Linked DNA regions of Homo sapiens: region 1 is linked to region 2. The links are chromatin loops, found by intact Hi-C in ENCODE. Cell type or tissue: dorsolateral prefrontal cortex. All regions are shown on one strand. Each heading gives the region's core, and the rest is flanking DNA. Links, peaks and the distances in the headings are about the cores only. Region 1 overlaps SLC1A5 (solute carrier family 1 member 5). Region 2 holds the start of SNAR-E (small NF90 (ILF3) associated RNA E).

Region 1 (10,429 bases), core at 2,430-10,429, 55 kb before region 2:
AAAATAAATTGTTACCATGCGTTGTGCAGATTTTTGTTGTTGTTGCTCTTGAGAGAGTCTTGCTCTGTTGCCCAGGTTCGAGTGCAGTGGCGCAATCTTGGCTCACTGCAACCTCCACTTCTTGGGTTCAAGCGATTCTCCTTGTGCAGATTTTTTTAAGAGATAGGGTCTCAATCTGTTGCTCAGGCTGGAGTGCAGTCACATAATCATAGCTCACTGCAGCCTTGAACCCTTGAGCTCAAGTGATTCTCTCGCCGCCTCAGCCTCTTGAGTAGTGGAAACTCCAGATACGTACCAACCACCACACCCAGATTGTAGAAAAAATTTAACTGGAAGGCACACAGGGCAAAATGCATGTGATTTGTGTACAGGTTCGTTAACTTTCCCAAATGCATCCATCTGTGGAATCATCACCCAAATCAAGGTAAGATATTTGCTTTATCATAGAAGGTTCTTTTGTGCTCCCTTCTGATCAATATGCTATTTTTTTTTTCTTTTGAGATGGAGTCTTGCTCTGTCACCCAGGCTGGAGTGCAGTGGCACAATCTCGGCTCACTGCAAGCTCCGCCCCCTGGGTTCACCACATTCTCCTGCCTCAGCCTCCAGAGTAGCTAGGATTACAGGCGCCCGCCACCATGCCCTGCTAATTTTTTGTATTTTTAGTAGAGATGGGGTTTCACCATATTAGCCAGGATGGTCTCGATCTCCTGACCTCATGATCCGCCCACCTCGGCCTCCCAAAGTGCTAGGATTACAGGCATGAAGCCACCGTGCCTGGCCCCATATTCATTCTCAAAGGTCACCACTGTTCTGATTTCCCACCATAGGCCAGTTGAGCATGTTCTAGCCCTCCTCTAAATGGAACTATACAGTATTTACCGTCTCTGGCTTCTTTATCTCAACAAATTATCTGAAATGCATTTCTGTTGCAGTGTAGGTCGATATCGCTCTTATTTATTGCTGAGTAATCTTCCATTGTATGAATGTACCAGTGTATCCAATTGATTTGTTCCCAAATTTTGGCAATGATGAGTACAGCAGCTAAACGTTTGTGGACACATTTTTGTAAAAGCAAAAGTTTTCACTTCTCTTGGGTAAATACCCAGGAGTGCAACTCCTAAGCTGCATAGTAAATAAATATATATTATATATATATATATTTTTTTTTTTTTTTGAGACAGAGTTTTGCTTTTGTCACCCAGACTGGAGTGCAATGGTGAGATCTTGGCTCACTGCAACATTCTGCCTCCTGGGTTCAAGCGATTCTCCTGCCTCAGCCTCCCAAGTAGCTGGGACTACAGGCATGTGCCACCACGCCCGGCTAATTTTTGTATTTTTAGTGGAGACGGGGTTTCACCATGTTGGCCAGGCTGGTCTCGAACTCCTGACCTCAGGTGATCCATCCACCTCGGCCTCCCAAAGTGTTGGGATTACAGGCGTGAGCCACTGCACCCAGCCTGTATTTTTTAACTTTATTAAGAAACTGCCCAGTTATTTTCCAAAACAACTCAGCCATCTACTAAGGGAGCACCAACCAAGAGATGAGGAGTCCTGTTGTATCCCATCCTCCCTTGGTCTTGTATTCAGCCATTCTACTGTGTATAGTGGTGTCTCATTGTGGTTTCCCGTGGTGTTTAAGAGACAGGGTCTGGCTGGGCGTGGTGGCTCACGCCTGTAATACCAGCACTTTGGGAGGCCAAGGTGGGTGGATCACTTGAGGCACCGGTCTCTACTAAAAATACAAAAATTAGCTGGGCATGGTGGCAGATACCTGTAGTCCCAGCTACTTCGGAGGCTGAGGCAGGAGAATCGCTTGAACCTGGGAGGCGGAGGTTGCAGTGAGCCAAGATCGTGCCACTGCACTGCACTCCAGCCCAGACAACAGAGCCAGACTCCGTTTCAAAAAAAAAAAAAAAAAAAAGCGACAGGGTCTCACTCTGTTGCCCAGGCTGGAGTGCAGTGGCATGATCATGGGTCACTGCATCCTTAAACTCCTGGGCTCAAGGAATCCTCCCCACCGCAGACTTCTGAGTAGCTGGGACTGCAGGTGTGCACCACTGCACCTGCCTAATTTTTTGTGTTGTTTTTGAGACAGAGTTTTGCTCTTTCACCCGGGCTAGAGTGCAGTGGTGCGATCTCGGCTCACTGCAACCTCTGCCTCCCGGGTTCAAGCAATTCTCCTACCTCAGCCTCCTGAGTAGCTGGGACTACAGGCGCCCACCACCATGTCTGGCTAATTTTTATATTTTTAGTAGAGACAGGGTTTCACCATGTTGGCCAGGCTGATCTTGAACTCCTGACCTCGTGATTCGCCCGCCTCGGCCTCCCAAAGTGCTGGGATTACAGGTGTGAGCCACCGTGCTCGGCCTTAATTTTTGTATTTTTTTGTAGAGACGATGTCTCACTATGTTGCCCAGGCTTGTCTTGAACTCCTGGCCTGGAGTGATCTCAAAGTGCTGGGATTACAGGTGTGAGCCCCCATGCCCAGCCCAGTGGTGTTTCTTGATGAGCAGATACTGTCATTGCAGTGGCCAGTGCTTTAAGTCAAATTCTCAAGAACACCTGATTAAATAGTTGACACTCAATTTTATTGCTAAAAAAAATGTCCTCTGGAGTGACAGCAGGTATTTGTCCTCAGCCTCTCCCCAGAGTCCCTGGGAGTGTTTCTGTTATTGTGGAGGGAATAGGGGATCTGGGGACAGGGTGGGACGTACCATGGGGACAGGAGGTCACAGAACACACACACACACACACACACACACACACACACACACGTGCACACACACATCCCCCCACAACTACAGCCGCCAAAATAACCAGCATGGTGTTGTAACATCCCCCCAGTGGGGGCTAGAATTCCCCATGGTGACCTGTGACCTGCTCCCTGAGACAGGGGAGGCCAGGCAGGTCACGGTGGGGACGCAGCAGAACATTATTTCTCCATCTTGCTGTTTTCTAGCCTTGAGTTGGGGACATGAGTGAGAACTGGGGGTTTTGAGGAGTAACCCTTGTGAACACATGTACTCCAGCAGCCAGGCATCCCAGATCTCCTGTCCTGGAGGGTGCTGGGGCCCCTGGCTCCCCAGAGTGTGCAGGCAGACCCCCAGAGCCCTAGCTCATCCATTTATCCATTCCTCATAATCCAGTGTCCAAAGAGCACCCCCAGCAGGGCAGGGAAGGTCCCTCCCGGGGTTTACATGACTGATTCCTTCTCAGAGGCGACCGTGGCATCCCCTGCGGGCCCCCGATAGTGTTTGAGGAGGGGGTTTCCTTCCTCAGTGGGGACTGGCAGCGGATCCAGGGGCAGCTCACTCTTCACTTGTATCAACTCAGGCTCTGTGCTTCTCGACTCCGTACGGTCCACGTAATTTTGGAGGAGTCCTGCCCCCAGAGCGTCACCTTCTACATTGAGGACGGTACAGGACCGGTCGCTAAAGGGGTAGAAATGACAGCAAAGTAAGCGGGAGGGGAGAGGGTGAGAGGGAAGGAAAGGGCCAAGGCCTAAGCCTCCTGCCTCTCTCCCCCTGGAATCTAAAAAGTAAAAATTAAGAGTTGGAGTCAGCCTGGGCAACATAGTGAGATCCCATCTTTATATATATTTAAAAAAAAAAAAAATTAGCCAGGCATGGTAGTGCACACCTATAGTCCCAGCTACTCAGGAGGCTGGGGCAGGAGGATCGCTGGAGCCTGGGAGGTGGAGGCTGCAGTGATCACAACCATGATCACATCACTACACTCCAGCCTGGGTGACAGAGCCAGACTGTGTCTCGAAAAAAAATTATAATTCACCTACCATAAAATTAACCTTTTAAAAGTGTCCATCTTGGTATTTTTTAGTATATTCAGACTTGTGCAACCATTGCCAATAATTAATTCCAGAATTTTTTTTTTTTTTTTTTTTTGAGACAGGATCTCACTCTGTTGCCCAGGCTGGAGTGCAGTGGCACAATCTCGGCTCACTGCAACCTCCACCTCCCAAGTTCAAGCGATTCTCCTGCCTCAGCCTCCTGAGTAGCTGAGATCACAGGACAGGCGTACACCACCATACCCGGCTAATTTTTTTGTATTTTTAGTGGAGATGGGGTTTCACCATGTTGGTCAGGCTTGTCTCAAACTCCTAACCTCAAATAATCCACCTGCCTGGGCCTCCCAAAATGTTGGGATTACAGGTGTGAGCCACCGTGCCTGGCTGCTTTCCAATCTTTATACTCTTAATAGCTTAATCGTGATAGCAAATAATTATGTAGCAATTACTGCTTACTGGGGGCTGCTCTAAGGGAGGTGTGTCTGTTATCTAATCCTTAGGGAGAGACTGTTCTTCTCCCCGTTTTACAGATGGAGAAACTGAGACGCAGGAAGATTAAGCACTTCCCGAGGTCACAACAGTGAATGTTGGAGCTGGGATGTGAACCTGAGCAGTCTGGCTGAAGAGTCTGCTGTATTCACCACACAGACGCTCTACTTTTCTGACATCCCTCTTAGAGCCACAAAGATGCCATTCCTTGCCCTCAGGAATGCTCAAGGTTCCCCCCATTTCCTCCAGAATTCCTTCCTTCTTCTCTTCCTCTTCTGTCCAGAGGCTCTAAGGACTCTCACTCACTCATCCTCTTTCCCAGGGGTACCCCTGGCCCTGCCCCAGTCTCCAGACCCACACTCACACTAGCCAGTCCACAGCCAGGATCAAGGAGATATGGTCGACCGGGAGGTTGACTGCTTCGAGGATGATGGCCAGAGTGAGGACACCTCCAGCAGGGATGCCCGCTGCCCCCACGCTGGACGCTGTGGCCGTGACCCTGAGGGAGAAGGTGGGAGGTTAGGCAGATGCCTGTCTTGTGGGAGAAGATGGGGGTCAACAGGGGTCCGGGGGTCCCATCCGCAGCCCCCTGACACTCACAGGATGGTGATGATCTTTACGAAGTCCAAGGACTGCTGGCTGAGCTGTGCAATGAACACTGCGGCCACGCACTGGAAGAGCGCGGCACCGTCCATGTTGACGGTGGCGCCGATGGGCAGGATGAAACGGCTGATGTGCTTGGCCACGCCATTATTCTCCTCCACGCACTTCATCATCAGCGGCAGCGTGGCGGAACTGCAAGGGATGGGGGAGCTGAGTTAGGTTAACCTGCTGACCGGGGCTCCGCCCACCCTCCAGGTCCAGCCCAGGTGAGGCCTCGCCTACCCCACCCCAACCAGCCAAAGCCCCACCCACCCCACCCAGTGGATCCCCACCAGAGCCTGCCTAAGCAAAGCCCTGTCACCCAACCACCCTCCAGGTCTGACCTGCACCACCCACCCAGTTGAAGCCCCGCCCACCCAGAGCCCACCCACACCACCTGCCCAGCCAAAGCCCCGCCCACCCAGATCCCGCCCATACCACTTGCCCAGCCAAAGCCCCGCCCACCAGATCCTGCCCATACCACCTGCCCAGCCGAAGTCCCACCCACGTCCCCAGTCTGTCCCTTGGCCCAAGGCCCCCACATCTAACCTAGACCCCCCTTCCCTCCTACCATGTCCTGACTCCACCCCCAGCCCTCACTTGCTATATCTAAGCTCTTTTCCCACAAGCAGGCAGCACTAGGGAACTCAATACCAGGATTACAAAATCCATGAGTCCTGGAACCCCTGGGAGAGTATAGACTACTACCTCCCAAAATACCCACACAATTCACACCTAAATTCTACTGTCTGGGTCCTGCTGACTCTCACCAATAATACACTAAGAATTACTATTGTCTTGGGAGGGGACAGGGCCAGCAGGGATGAATGAAATGCCCAGGAGAGACGGTGGAAGGAGTTCTGAGGTTGAATCAGAGCAGAACTTAAGAGCCCCCCAGGGGCATGGCAGCTCACACCTATAATCCCAGCACTTTTGGAGGCCAAGGTGGGCGGATCACTTGAGGCCAGGAGTTTGAGACCAGCCTGGCCAACATGGCGAAACCCCGTCTCTACTAAAAACACAAAAATTAGCTGGGTATGGTGGGGGACACTTGCAGTCCCAGCTACTCGGGAGGCTGAGGCAGAGAATCACTTGAACCCAGGAGGCAGAGGTTGCAGTGAGCTGAGATCACACCACTACACTCCAGCCTGGGCAACAGAGCGAGACGCCATTGTTTAAAACAAAAGAAAAAAAAGAGTGCCTCCAGGGCCACGGGGAGGCAGTGTAAGAAAGAGGGAAATAAATCTCTAGGGCAATCATTTCCTATCTTTTTAAGGGTGGGGATAAATCCAGGACCTTATGAGAATCTCCTGAAGTATGGCCCCTGTACCCAGATACAATGTCCCGGGCAGAGAAAATTTCATCCGCTCCATGCCGCTTAGCGGATTAAACATCCCACCCTAGCCCACCCCAAGGCCGTACCTGGAAGAGGTCCCAAAGGCAGTGGCCAGCGGCGTCACGATGCCCCACAGGAAGCGGTAGGGGTTTTTGCGGGTGAAGAGGAAGTAGATGAGGGGCAGTACCAGGAGCCCATGGATGGCGTGACCCAGCAGGCAGCACAGAATGTACTTGCCAAGGCGGGCAAAGAGTAAACCCACATCCTCCATCTCCACGATCTTGCCAGCCACCAGGAACATGATGCCCACAGGGGCGTACCTGATCAGTAACACAGGAGACAGCTTGTTGCCTCTTCCACGGGCCCAGTGGCCAGGCGTGAGGCTCAGCACCCTACCCACATCTTCCTGCCTTCCTGAGGTCAGGAGAAGCCCCAGCAATGTGTGCTTCAGCATGGGCACCACTCCCAGGCCTGGCCCCTGAAGCCCCCATGCCAATCTCATGCTCTCTTTCCCCTCAAAGGTAGAGCAGCCCGGAGATAAAACTCTCCGTGCAGGCCGGGCACGGTGGCTCATGCCTGTAATCCCAGCACTTTGGGAGGCTGAGGTGGGTGGATCACCTGAGGTCGGGAGTTCAAGACCAGCCTGACCAACATGGAGAAACCCCGTCTCTACTAAAAATACAAAATTAACCAGGCGTGGTGGCGCATGCCTGCAATCCCAGCTACTTGGGAGGCTCAGGCAGGAGAATTGCTTGAATCAGGGAGGCAGAGGTTGCTGTGAGCCAAGATCATGCCATTGCACTCCAGCCTGGGCAACAAGAGTGAAACTCCATCTCAAAAAAAAAAAAAAAAAAAAAGTCTCAGTGCTTCCATCACCATGTGAAGCAGTCACCAGATTTGGACTTCACATGGGAGACAGAAAGAAATGTCCATCAAGGTGCGCCATTCACACTTCCTGGGTTGGTTTGCTATGGCAGCTAGCATGACTTGAGCCAATACGCTCTCTGCAGATGATGAAAGATAAAGAGGCTGGGCACAGTGGCTCATGCCTATAATCCCAGCACTTTAGGAGGTGAAAGCAGGAGGATTACTTGAGGCCAGGAGTTCTCGAGACCAGCTTGGGCAACACAGCGAGACCCAGTCTCTACAAAAAATAAAAATAGGCCAGGCACGGTGGCTCATACCTGTAATCCCAGCATGCAGGGAGGTGAAGGCAGACAGATCGCTTGAGCCCAGGAGTTCAAGACCAGCCTGGGCAACATGTCTCTCTTTTTTTTTTTTTGAGATGGAGTCTCACTCTGTTGCCCAGGCTGGAGTGCAGTGGCATGATCTCGGCTCACTGCACCCTCCGCCTCCCAGGTTCAAGCGATTCTCCTGCCTCAGCCTCCCAAGTAGCTGGGACTATAGGCGCGTGCTACCACGCCCAGCTAATTTTTTGTATTTTTAGTAGAGACAGGGTTTTTCTGTGTTAGCCAGGATGGTCTCGATCTCCTGACCTCGTGATCTGCCTGCCTCAGCCTCCCAAAGTGCTGGGATTATAGGCATGAGCCTCCGTACTGGGCCACCCAGTTTCTTAAACAACAACAACAAAAAAAATGAGCTAGGCTTTGTGGCTGGGGTCTGTAGTCCCAGCCACTTAGGAGGTTGAGGTGGGAGGATCACCTGAACCCAGGAGGTCCGGGCTGCAGTGAGCTGTGATCATGCCACACTGCACTCCAACCTAGGCAACAGAGCGAGATCCTAGTTCAAAAAACGTTTTTTTAAATTACTATTATTATTATTATTTAGACAGTCTCGTTCTGTTGCCCAGGCTGGAGTGTACTGTTGCAATCTTGGCTCACTACAACCTTTGCCTCCCAGGTTCAAGCGATTTTCATGCCTCAGCCTCCTGAGTAGTAGCTAGGATTAAAGGTGTACACCACCATTCCCAGCTAATATTTGTATTTTTTTGTAGAGAGGGTTTTTCGCCATGTTGACCAGGCTAGTCTCTAACTCCTGGCCTCAAGCAATCCTCCCCCCTCAGCCTCCCAAAGTGCTGGGATTACAGGTGTGAGGTACCACAACCAGCCAAAACACACATTTTTAAAATAAAAATTTGAAGGCCAGGAGCGGTGGCTCACACCTGTAATCCCAGCACTTTGGGAGGCCGAAGAGGGCGGATCGCTTGAGGTCAGGAGTTTGAGACCAGCCTGGCCAACATGGCAAAACCCTGTCTCTACTAAAAATACAAAAATTAGCTGGGTATGGTGGTTCGTGCCTTTGGTCCCAGCTGCTCAGGAGGCTGAGGCAGGAGAATCACTTGAACATGGGAGGCAGACATTGCAGTGAGCTGAGACTGTGCCACTGCACCTCCAGCCTGGGCGACAGAGCAAGACTCTGTCTCTAAATAAATAAATAAATAAAATAAATACAAATTTTAGAAAGACCATGGCCTGGGTCTTAATAACAACTCCCAGGTATGAAGCATTTGCGATGTGCTCTGCCCTTGAACATGATGTTGAATCTTCCCAGCAACCCCCGGAGGGAGGTCCTATGAGTCAGATTGCAGATTACACAACACCCAATAGATTCCTCACGGGAATGCTGGGAGGATGCAATGAGATGCCAGTTGAAAGGAGCTAAAGCTTTTTACAGACAATAAGTGATCTGTAAACTTCAGGTGGGTTTATTATCACCCTCTCCTGCTGTGAAGATCCCAGGGATGGCTCCAAGCCAAGAGGACTCCCAAGTCCGGGCGCGGTGGCTCACGCCTGTAATCCCAGCACTTCGGGAGGCCGAGGTGGGCGGATCACCTGAGGTCGGGAGTTTGAGACCAGCCTGACCAACATGGAGAAACCCCGTCTCTACTAAAAATACAAAATTAGCCGGGCATGGTGGCGCATGCCTGTAATCCCAGCTACTCGGGAGACTGAAGCAGGAGAATCTCTTGAACCCGGGAGGCGGAGTTTGCAGTGAGCTGAGATCACGTCATTGCACTCCAGCCTGGGCAACAAGAACGAAACTCCATCTCAAAAAAATAAAATAAAATAAAAGCCTCCCAACATCACTTCCCTAGACTACTCGATCATCGGTCGCCCATCCATCATCACTGACTAGTTATCTCCCCAGTCCCTTCTTGTAAGTCACAGAAGAAAGGCATATTTTCCCAGCCACTTGTGCAGAGAAGGGAGGCTAGATACCCAAGTTCTGGCCAGTGGGAAGTATCCAGAAGTTATACAAGCAAAAAGCCCAATAAATATTAGCTACTAGGATTTACTGTAGGCACGCAATAAGCCAGGCACTGTCCTAAGACCTTCCGTGTACCGTATTCACTTTCTTTTCTTTTCTTCTTGAGACAGAGTTTCCCTCTGTCGCCCAGGCAGTGGCATGATCTCCGCTTACTGCAACTTCCGCCTCCCAGGCTTAAGTGATTCTCATACCTCAGGTTCCCGAGTAACTGGGATTACAGGTGCGTGTCCCCATGCCTGGCTAATTTTTTCGTATTTTTAGTAGAGATGGGGTTTCACCATGTTGGCCAGGCTGGTTTTGAACTCCTGATCTCAAGTGATCCACCCACCTCCTCCCAAAGTGCCGTTCCCATTTTATAGATGAGGAAACTGAAGCAGAGAAGGAAAATCACTTGCCTAAAATCACATAGACAGGGAATGGTCAATGCTGGATTTAAATGCAGGTCATCTGGCTCCAAAGAGTGAATAGAGGGTGCCCCATCCCAAACAGAATGCCCCGCACCTGCCTCTGGCAGCAGACCGACCCTCCAACCCCACCCACCCCCAGCCTCCTCTCCCACCACCTACCACATGATCCAGGAGACCAGAACCATGGTGGCCTCATTGAAGGAGTTGAAGAAGCGGATAAGCAGCTCCCCTTCAGGCCCCAGCTTCCGCAGCGCCACACCAAAGACGATGGCAAACACTACCAAGCCCAGGATGTTCATCCCCTCCACCTCCTGCCCCACGGGCACCTGTGGGCAAGGAACAGATCGGGGTGGAAAGGACACTCAGTCTACCTGCACAGTCACTGAGGGCCTGTCCTTGGCACCACTGGGACCCAGCAGAGACAAGGCAGCCCTCAGACCCCTTCCTCCCAAGGCTCCCAGTCCAGGTCCAGGGGAAATATATTAGTCGTCAGGGATGGCCCAGAGTAGGTGGGGCTGGAAT
Region 2 (10,694 bases), core at 1,379-9,378:
AGGGGCTTGCACCTGTAATCCCAGCACTTTGGGAGGCTGAGGCGGGCAGACCACTTGAGCTCAGGAGTTCGAGACCATCCTGGCCAACATGGTGAAACCCTGTCTCTGCTAAAAGTACAAAAAAAATTAACTGGGTGTGGTGGCACATGCCTGTGGTCCCAGCTACTTGTGAGGCTGAGGCAGGAGAATCGCTTGCACTGAGGAGGCAGAGGTTGCAGTGAGCCGAGATCACGCTACTGCACTCCAGCCTGGCCACAGAGCAAGGCTCTGTCTCAAAAAAAGAAATAATAATCTTTTGGATGTTGTTCTTCAGTGTCCTCTAATGCCATCAACAAAGATACTTTTATATATATACACACATATAGATATGTATATATATATATGTATAGCATAGTTATCAAATTTAGGAGATTAAATACTGATGTATTACATTTTATTTAATATGAAATCTATGATAAGAGGAAGAAATCATACACACAGTTGACAGTTCAGATTTATAAAAAGCATAAAATTAGCATAGATAAATTATTGATGACTAATGACACTAGCTATAAGTTTCTACTGTAGAATACGTCACACCGTGAATGTGGGTCATTTTTTCCGCCACTAGACTGAGTCATTGAGCACAGAAGATACATCAATTTTATGTGTTAGCAACATGTACAATTCTTTTTTTTTCTTTATTTCTTCTAAAAAAAAAACAGGATACATGTACAGAACGTGCAGGTTTGTCACGTAGGTATATGTGTGCCATGGTGGTTTGCTGCACCTGTTGGCCTGTCCTCAAAGTTCCCTCCACTCACCCGATCCTTTTTTCTTTTTTTTTTTTTTTTTTTGAGATAGGGTCTCGCTCTGTCTCCCAGGCTAGAGTGCAGTGGTGTGATCACAGCTCACTGCAGCCTCGCGTCCAACTCTTGGGCTCAAATGATCCTCCCACCTCAGCCTCCCAAGTAGCTGGGATTACAGGCAGGAGCCACCATGCTTGGCTAGTTGAATTTAATTTTTATTTATTTATTTATTTATTTTTTTCATAGAGACAGGGCCTTGCTATTTTACTCACGCTGGTCTCAAACTCCTCGGCTCAAATGATCCTCCTGCCTCAGCCTCCCAAATCTGGGATTAGACGTGAGCCACTATGCCCAGCCCAGAGCATTTTTATCACCCAAAAATGAAACTCCACAAACATTAAGTAAACACTCCCTGCTCTCCTCTTCCCCCAGCCTCGGGCAACCACTAATCTACCATCTGTCTCTGTGCTGTACATTTCATGTGAATGGAATTCTGTGCTAGGTGGCCTCTTGTGTCTGGCTTCTTTCACTCAGCATCACATCTTCGAGGTTCACTCATGTTGTAGCATGCGTCAGTGCTGCATTTTTTTCTTTCTTCTTTTTTTTTTTTTTTTTTTTTTGAGATGGAGTCTCGCTCTGTCACCCAGGCTGGAGTGCAGTGGCACGATCTCAGCTCACTGCAACCTCCACCTCCCGGGTTCAAACGATTCTCCTGCTTCAGCCTCCTGAGTACCTGGGACTACAGGCACGTGCCACCACGCCCGGCTAATTTTTTTTGTATTTTTAGTAGAGATGCGGTTTCACCATATTGTCCAGGCTGGTCCCGAACTCCTGACCTAGTGATCCGCCTGCCTCGGCCTCCCAAAGTGCTGGGATTACAGGTGTGAGCCACCGCGCCTGGCTGAGTTCTGTACTTTTAAGCTTTTCTCTTGACATAAAATTCAGACGCGAAATGCAGTTTCCGTGCAGTGAGGCACACAAACACCTTTGCTGTGGATTCCCCATTTCGCACATGGGAACAGATGCATTTTCCCAGGCAATTAAATACCAAGGACTTCCTGAAGGCACTGAGTGTCCAGGCCACCGAGTTTGTCCTTGAGTAGCTGTAAACACCCTCACCCCCGGGTATCCAGGAATCTGCCCGATGCCCTGGTGGCCAGCTCCAGGCATTAACAGCTTCCTCCCCATTTCCAGCAGTTTCCTTCAGTTACTGAGTGGAAAGTTACTGAGTCAGAGGCTGCGGAGATGAGGTTCCTTGGCAGATGGCTTTCATTTTTACCTCTCCCTACCTCCCTGTCGTCCACACAGCCCCAACACACACACACACACACACACACACACACACACACACACACACACTTACACACACACAGACCTGTTTTCTTTTTCTTTTTTTTTTTTTTTGAGACGGAGTCTCGCTCTTTCGCCCAGGCTGGACTGCAGTGGCGCTGTCTTGGCTCACTGCAAGCTCCGCCTCCCGGGTTCACGCCATTCTCCTGCCTCAGCCTCCCGAGTTGCTGGGACTACAGGCGCCCGCCACTACGCCCGGCTAATTTTTTTTGTATTTTTAGTAGAGACGGGGTTTCACCGTGTTAGCCAGGATGGTCTCGATCTCCTGACCTCGTGATCCGCCCGCCTCAGCCTCCCAAAGTGCTGGGATTACAGGCGTGAGCCACCGCGCCCGGCCTTTTTTTTTTTTTTTAATTTTTTTTTTTTTTTCAACCCATGTGGACCAGGTTGGCCTCGAACTCGTGCCCTCGAACCCTCGCCTCCCTGAGGGTCCGAGGGCCCGCGCAACCGGCTGGAGCCACAATGGCTCCACCTGTTTTCTTATCTACAAAACATCTGTTTTTATTTAATATACATCATTTTATTTAATATGGGAGGGAGAAGAACAGCAGAAATAGCTCCTTAAAGCCCCGTTCTACAGGATGTAGTGGGGAAGAGGGAAGCTCTGACGTTAGTCTCTCCCTTCATCCATTTCTTTTATAAACTGCCTGCTCTATTTTTATAAACATTTTGTCCTGGATAAACCTTCCCAAAGGCCATAATATACAATGAAGAAAGACTAACAGAAAGCAAAACACTAAACCCTTCTTCCTGAAAAAAGATACCACATACAAAGTCAAAAGACAAAAGCAGCCTGGGGGGAATGTTTGTGACATGTATGACAGACTGTGGATCCACAATAAATAAAGAGCTACTACAAATAAACAAGAAAATGACAAACAGCACAGGAGGAAAATGGTCAAAAGGTTTGTACCAACACAGAAGAGGAATATGAATGACTAGTAATGTTCGACCTCATTGGTAACCAGGCACAATAAAATAAACATAGTGAGATCGCACAGTAGCAAAGCTACATGGAAACAGGGGGTCTCCTCCTATGCTACCAGAGAGTAAAAATCAGCACAGCCCGTTTGGAGAGCAATTGGGGTGAACCTATCAAATGACCTGTTACAGATACATGTACCCTTCAGCCCAGAGATTCATTTCCAGGTACTTACCCTCCACATGTATGTGAAAATGCACGTGGGCAAAGACATTCTTTCATCTTCATTAGGAGGAGCCACGCAGGCCTGGTTAAGTAACATAGGATGCACCCACATAACGGGATTCCACACAGACTATACACAGAATCACCTCCAAGATGCACTGATAGCAAGCTGCAGAACCACATACGGTGTGATCCTAAGACATCGAAAAAACCAGTTATATCCTCACAAGTACGTGCATGAAATTTATTTATGTATTTATGTGTTTTATTTATTAATTTGTTTCCAATATGGAGCTTCGCTCTGTTGCCTAGGCTGGAGTGCAATAGCACAATCTTGGCTCACTGCAACCTCCGCCTCCCGGGTTCAAGCGATTCTCCTGCCTCAGCCTCCCAAGTAGCTGGGATTACAGGGATGCGCTACCACATCGGCTAATTTTTTGTATTTAGTAGAGATGTGGTTTCACCATGTTGGCCAGGCTGGTCCACCCACCTCGGCCTCCCAAAGTGCGGGGATTACAGATGTAAGCCACTGTGCCTGGCCTTATTTCTTTATTTTGAGATAGGGTTTGTTCTGTTGACCAGGCTGGAGTGCAGTAGCTAGATCTTGGCTCTCTGCAGCCTCAATACCTTGGGCTCAAGCAATCCTCCCATCTCAGCCTCCCAAGTAGCTGGGATCGCAGGTGTGATACCTACCATGTCCAGGATATTTTTCTTTTTTTTTTTTTTGGTGGAGATGGGGGTCTCACTATGTTGCTCAGGCTGGACACGAACTCCTGGCCTCAAGCAATCCTCCTGCCCTGGCCTCCCGAAGTGCTGGGATTATAGGTACGAGCCACTGCGCCTGGCCGGGTTCATTCCTTTTCAATGTTGAGGAGTGCTCCATTGCCTGGAGGGGCCAGAGTTTGTTTTTCTATTCATTTTTGAAGAATATTTAGGTTGTTTCCAGTTTTTGGTGAATAAAACCACTATAAACATTCGTGTGGCCAGGCATGGTGGCTCACGCCTGTAATCCCAGCACTTTGGGAGGCCGAGGTGGGCGGATCATGAGGTCAGGAGATCAAGACCATCCTGGCTAACACGGTGAAACTTGTCTCTACTAAACAAAATACGAAAATTAGCCGGGCGTGGTGGCAGGCACCTATAGTCCCAGCTACTTGGGAGGCTGAGGCAGGAGAATGGCATGAACCTGGGAGGCGGAGCTTGTAGTGAGCCGAGATCGCATCACTGCACTCCAGCCTGGGAGACAGAGCAAGACTCTCTCTCTCAAAAAAAAAAATTCTTGTGCATTTTCGTTGTTTTTCTGTTTACAACTACAAGGTAAATGTCATTCATTCAGGTGTTTTGTAACATCTTTGTTGACATATATTTACATACCATTCAATTCACTTATTTAAAATGTATACTTCGGCCAAGCGCGGTGGCTCACGCCTGTAATCCCAGCACTTTGGGAGCAGGAGGGGGGTGGATCACGAGGTCAGGAGATTGAGACCATCCTGGCCAACATGGGGAAACCCTGTCTCTACTAAAAATACAAAAATTAGCTGGGCGTGGTGGCGTGCGCCTGTAGTCCCAGCTACTTGGGAGGCTGAGGCAGGAGAATCCCTTGAACCCGGGAGGTGGAGGTTGCAGTGAGCCGAGACTGTGTCACTGCACTCCAGCCTAGCGACAGAGGGAGACTCCACTAAAAAAAAAAAAGTATACGGCCGGCCGCAGTGACTCACACCTGTAATCCCAGCACTTTGGGAGGCCAAGGCGAGTGGATCACGTGAGGTCAGGAGTTCGAGACCAGCCTGGCCAACATGGTGAAACCCTGTCTCTACTAAAAAAAACACACAAAAAAATTAGCCAGGCATGGTGGCATGTGCCTGAAGTCCCAGCTACTTGGGAGGCTGAGGCAGGAGAATCGCTTGAACCCGGGAGGTGGATGTTGCAGTGAGCTGAGATCATTGCGATCATGCCATTGCATTTTAGCCTGGGCAACAGAGCGAAATTCCCTCACAAAAAAAAAGAAAAGAAAAGAAGTTAAGAAAGACAGAAAAGAAAAGGAAAAGAGAAGAGAAGAGAAGAGAAGAGAAAAGAAAAGAAAAGAAAAAGTAAAGAAAGAAAAGAAACCCAAGCCAGGTTCAGTGGCTTGCGCCTGTAATCCCCGCCCCTCAGAAGGCCAGGGCATACCAAAGTTATTGAAATAAGAAATCAAGAAAGAGAGAAAAAAAAAAGAAAGAAAAACAAGTAAAAAGGAGGCTGAAGCAGGAGGATTGCTCAAGGCCAGGAGTTTGAGACCAGCCTGAGCAACATAGCGAGACCCTGTCTCGAAGAAAAATAATTTTAAAATTGGCCAGGTTTAAAACAGGCACAGTGGTTCACGCCTGTAATCTCAGCACTTTGGGAGGCCGAGGCGGGCAGATCACGAGGTCAGGAGATCGAGACCATCCTGGCTAACGTGGTGAAACCCCGTCTCTACTAAAAAATACAAAAGATTAGCCAGGCGTGGTGGGCACCTGTAGTCCCAGCTACTCGGGAGGCTGAGGCAGAAGAATGGCGTGAACCCGGGAGGCAGAGCTTGCAGTGAGCCGAGATTGTGCCACTGCACTCCAGCCTGGGCGACAGAGCAAGATTCTGTCTCAAAAAAAAAAAAAATTAAAATTAAAGTTTTTAAAAAAATTGGCCAGGTGTGGTGATGCACACCTGTAGTACAAGATACTCGGGAGGCTGAGGGAGGAGGATCACTGGAGCCCAAGAAGTCGAGGCTGCAATGAGCTATGATCACACCACTGTCTGGCAGACAGAGTGAGACCCTGTCTTCTAAAAACAAAACAAAACAAGAAAGAACCCCAGTACCCTTTAGCTATCATCTCCCTCCCATTTCCCCTGGGTTCTGACAACCCGTCATCATTTTCTGTCTCTCTGCACTTGCCTTTTCTGCATGTTTCCTATAATGGATCATTCAATATCCGGCCTTTTGTGTCTGGCTTCTTTCACTTAGCTTAATGTTTTCCAGCTTCATCCATGTCAAGTGTTACAGTAGCTAGTTAGGCACATTTTTTTTTTCTTTTTTTTTGACGAAGTTTCACTCTTGTTACCCAGGCTGGAGTGCAATGGCGTGATCTCAGCTCACTGCAACCTCCACCCTCCAGGTTCCAGCAATTCTGCTGCCTCAGCCTCCCAAGTAGCTGGGATTACAGGCATGCGCCACCACGCCCGGATACTTTTGTATTTTTAGTAGAGACGGGGTTTCACCACGTTGGCCAAACTCCTGACCTCAGGTGATCCGCCTGCCTCGGCCTCCAAAAGTGCTGGGATTACAGGCACGAGCCACTGCACCCAAGCTCTGCTCCCAATTCTTGACCTCTTACATCAGATTTGGCACAAAACTGTCCCATGCCCCACATATTAAATGATCCTATTTATATGAACTGCCCAGGCAAATCCAATAAGACACAAAGTGGAGTAGTGGTTGCCAGGTGCTAGGGGAATTGAGGGGTGATGGCTGAAGGATAAGGTTTCTTTTTGGGGTGATAAAAATATTCTAAAATGGGTTGTGATGATAGTTACCCAACTCTGTGAATATAACAAAAACCACTGAATTGTAATACCATAAATGGGTGAATTGTATGTATCCCAAAAAAGCTGTTACCACCATCCCCCAGGTTCTCCAAAATGAAACATCCTTCCCATAGCGGGCATCAGACACAGAATAAACCCGAGCAGGCCCTGTGTGATCGGACTTCCCCTCCCATCCCCAGTCCCACTCTGAACCATCTCGAACCCCCTTCTGCTTACTCTGTTCCAGCCACACTGGCCTTCTTGCAAGTTCTGCCTCAGGGCCTTTGCACTTGCTGTTCCATCGGCTAGAATCCTCTCTCTGGTTAACTCGGCTAGCAGAGTGTGATTTTGACCTTAACAAAACCAATCTCCCCTCCCCTCCCCTCCCCTCTCCTTTCCTTTCCTTTCTTCTTTTGAGACAGGTTTCACCATGTTGGACAGACTGGTCTTGAACACCTGGGCTCAAGTGATCCGTCCACCTCGTTCTCCCAAAGTGTTGGGATTACAGGTGTGAACCATCATGCTCGGCCCAAATTCTTTTCTTTTCTTTTTTTTTTTTTTTTTGGGACAAAAAGAGTCTCACTCTGTCGCCCAGACTGGAGTACAGTGGCACTATCTCGGCTCACTGCAACCCAGCCTCCTGGGTTCAAGTGATTCTCATGCCTCAGCCTCCTGAGTAGCTGGGATTATCGGTGCCCAACACCACACTTGGCTAATTTTTGTACTTTTAGTAGAGATGGGGTTTTGTCACGTTGGCTAGGCTGGTCTTGAACTCCTGATCTCAAGTGATCTGCCACCTTGGCCTCCTAAAATGCTGGGATTATAGATGTGAGCCACTGCGCCCAGCCCCCAGTTCTTACATAGACACCATATAAGTGGCAGGCAGAATAATAGCACGCCCTAAATGTCCACATCCTCATCTCCGGAACCTGTAGATGTGTTGTCTTACACAGTAAAAGGGACTTTACAGTTGTGATTACAGTCCGGGTCTTGATATGGGGAGATGATCCTAGATTATCCAGGTGGGACGAATGTAACCACAGGTGTCCTTATCAGTAAAAGCAAGCGGCAGGAAAATCAGTCAGAGCCAGAGAGAGAGAGACTGGAAGATGCTCCGCAGCTGGCTTGAAGGATGAAGGATAGGGTTACATGCCAAGAACAGGAGGCAACTTCTAGAGGCTGGAAAAGGCAGGGAAGGATTCTCTCCTAGATGGTCCAGACAGCTCTGCTGACAACTTGATTTTAGCCCACTGAAACCCATTTCAGATTTCATTGAGAATAAAATTGTGTTGTTTTAAGCCGCTAAGTTTGTGATAATTTGTTACAGCAGCAATAAAAAACTAACATGCTAGTTTATATTTATAAAAAGAGGCTGAGCACCATGGTTCAGGCTTGCAATCCCAGCAATTTGGAGGCTGAGGCGGGCGGACCATTTGAGCTCAGGAGTTCGAGACCAGCCTGGCCAACATGGTGAAACCCCGTCTCTACTAAAAATACAAAAATTAGCCGGGCATGGTGGCAGGCGCCTGTAGTCCCAGTTACTCGGGAGGCTGAGGCAGGAGAATCACTTGAGCCTGGGAGGTAGAGGTGGCAGTGAGCCAAGATTGTGCCATTGCACTCCAGCCTGGGGAGTGACAGAATAAGACCCTGTCAAAAAGAAAGGAAGGAAGGAAGGAAAGAAACTGACAGGGGCCAGGGTGTTCTCAGCTTGCGAAGGATGCCAGGCATAGGTGTGGCCAGCAGCCCCCACACTCTGCTCTCAGTGGGCATCGGGGGCCCCTTAACTTCAGAGGGCCCTAGAAACACTCAGGGGTGGCTTCTATCATCACAATGGCCAGAAGGCCACTTCTGGCACTTGGTGGGTGGAAGTCAAAAGTCCATCCACTTCTGGAGCAGCCTCACAATGAGGGATTGTCCTGGCCCAAATGCCAGCAGTGCTGTTGCCAAGAAACACAAATCATCAAGCCCAGTGCCTACATTTCCAACAACCACCGGGGCGAGCAGATAAAAATGAGGGTTCTGGAGCTACCCACCTGGCTTCAAAACTGGCTCAAAACAAACCTGGCTTGGCTACTGACTAGCTACAGACCTTGGTCAAGTCGTCTTTTTTTTTTAGATGGAGTCTCGCTCTGTTGCCCAGGCTGGAATGCAGTGGCACAATCTCGGCTCACTGCAACCTCTGCCTCCCGGGTTCAAGCAATTCTCCTGCCTCAGCCTCCTGAGTAGCTGGGATTACAGGTGCATGCCACCATGCCCAGCTAATTTTTATATTTTTAGTAGAGACAGGGTTTCACCATGTTGGCCAGGATGGTCTCAATCTCTTGACCCGCCTCAGCCTCCCAAAGTGCTGGGATTACAGGCGTGAGCCGCTGCGCCCAGCCTGGTCAAGTCTTTTAATGTTCCTGAAACATTCCTGGAACAATGTTCTCACTTGGAAAATGGGGATAATAACAGTCCTGTCCTTGGCCGGATAGAGTGGCTCACGCCTGTAATCCCAGAACTCTGGGAGGCCAAGGCAGGAAGATCACTTGAGCCAGGAGATCACTCCAGCCTGGGCAACAGAGCAAGACTCCATCTCAAAAAAAAAAAACTTAGCTGGGCATGGTGGCACGCACCTGTAATCTCAGCTACTTTGGAGGCTGAGGCAGGAGAATCACTTGAAACTGGGAGGCAGAGGTTGCAGTGAGCCGAGCTAGCGCTATTGCACTCCAGCCTGGGCAAAAAGAGCGAAACTCCATCTCAAAAAAAAAAAAAAAAATTAACCAGGTATGGTGGCACACATCTGTAGTCCCAGCTACTTGGGAGGCTGAGGTGGGAGGATCAACTGAGCCCAGGAGGTCAAGGCGGCAGTGAGCCATGATCCTGCCACTGCACTCCAGCCTGGGCAATAGAGTGAGACCATGTCTCAAAAAAAAAAAAAATAGTCCCAGACTTATAATCTAGTGAGCTTTAAGTAAGGTAAGACATGTCAATTGCTTAGAACAATGCCTGGGAGAGGGTGAGTGCCCTTCAGCATTAGCTGAGTATTGTTATTTTAGTAGCAAGTGCCTGGAATCTAAACCCATCACCCCTTCCAGCCTGGGGGCCCTTGGTGAGCAGGAGCAGGTCTGAAGAGCACCTGGGTGTCTCACCTTGCTCAGCACAATGAGGGGCGTTTGTTGACTGACTGACTGATGGACTGAAGGCAAGGCATCCTAGGTATCTGGTTCCCAGGGGAGACAGGCAAGGGCTCAAAGACGGCAAGGCCAGGCAGGACCACAGGTTTATTGGGGACTCCACGCACAGACGCTTATGGCATCACACGACAACGGCACGGTTACTCGGGACACACACGGTGGCCTCTGCCCACAGCCAGGGCCCAGAGGCAGTGGGGTGCAGTCTCCTCCCTTGTGGCCCAGACCCAGCTGGGTCCCTTCCTCCTAGGCAGCTGAGGGAAGGACTGCTGGGTTGGCCACGGGCCTGGGAAGGGGAAGCGAGCAGGCGAGTCCAGGAGGGGCCGGGGCCGGGGTGGGGCTCGCCTGCCCTCACTCCAGGGACTGTAGCATCAGCAGCTGTTTCAGCACCTTCGTCTGGCTGGTCTCTCGGATTTCGCCAGCCAGGAACATCTCGTCCACGACCGTGTAAACCTGTGTGAGGGGAGACCCTGGGGTGAGACGAGGCCCCCCAGGATGCTGGCCCGGACCCTGGAAGCTGGGGCTCTGATGCCCCTCGAGCTGGGACACAGACCTCAGCAGAGGCTCCGGGTGGCTAGTGCACCACGGGTCCCCCCCGTCCCCCTCCTCTGGCTCCTTCAGCCTCCTCTTCACCAGGAGCCTACCTTGTAGAAGTTGAACACCAGGTCCAGTTCACAGACATTGTGGAAATAT

Evidence for each region. Hi-C counts contacts between places; a loop is a spot of excess contacts. Peaks named below come from ENCODE experiments on the same cell type or tissue, not always from the same donor. Only the 100,000 strongest peaks of a DNase experiment are listed, where the experiment ranks them.
Region 1: a loop joins it to region 2, with 2.7 times the contacts of the local background. A loop is called at or near these places in 43 of 110 quality-filtered maps.

What each region holds. Positions count from the first base shown.
Region 1 is chr19:46,772,317-46,782,745 of GRCh38, forward strand. SLC1A5 (solute carrier family 1 member 5) reads right to left here. Exons shown (of 8, transcript NM_005628.3): 4 at 10,067-10,233; 5 at 6,359-6,592; 6 at 4,895-5,089; 7 at 4,659-4,793; 8 at 2,567-3,431. The coding sequence ends at 3,194. Among named protein-coding and RNA genes, the nearest start is that of SLC1A5, 11 kb to the right of the region's middle. In dorsolateral prefrontal cortex, for the core only: no CTCF peak of the experiment used is centred there; a DNase peak (open chromatin) is centred at 6,478; H3K27me3 peaks cover 485 bases.
Region 2 is chr19:46,828,095-46,838,788 of GRCh38, forward strand. It overlaps SNAR-E (small NF90 (ILF3) associated RNA E), which reads right to left and starts at 2,610; the gene lies at 2,491-2,610. AP2S1 (adaptor related protein complex 2 subunit sigma 1) reads right to left here. Exons shown (of 5, transcript NM_004069.6): 4 at 10,646-10,694; 5 at 10,073-10,454. The coding sequence ends at 10,353. RefSeq lists an enhancer at 10,115-10,615. In dorsolateral prefrontal cortex, for the core only: no CTCF peak of the experiment used is centred there; a DNase peak (open chromatin) is centred at 8,757.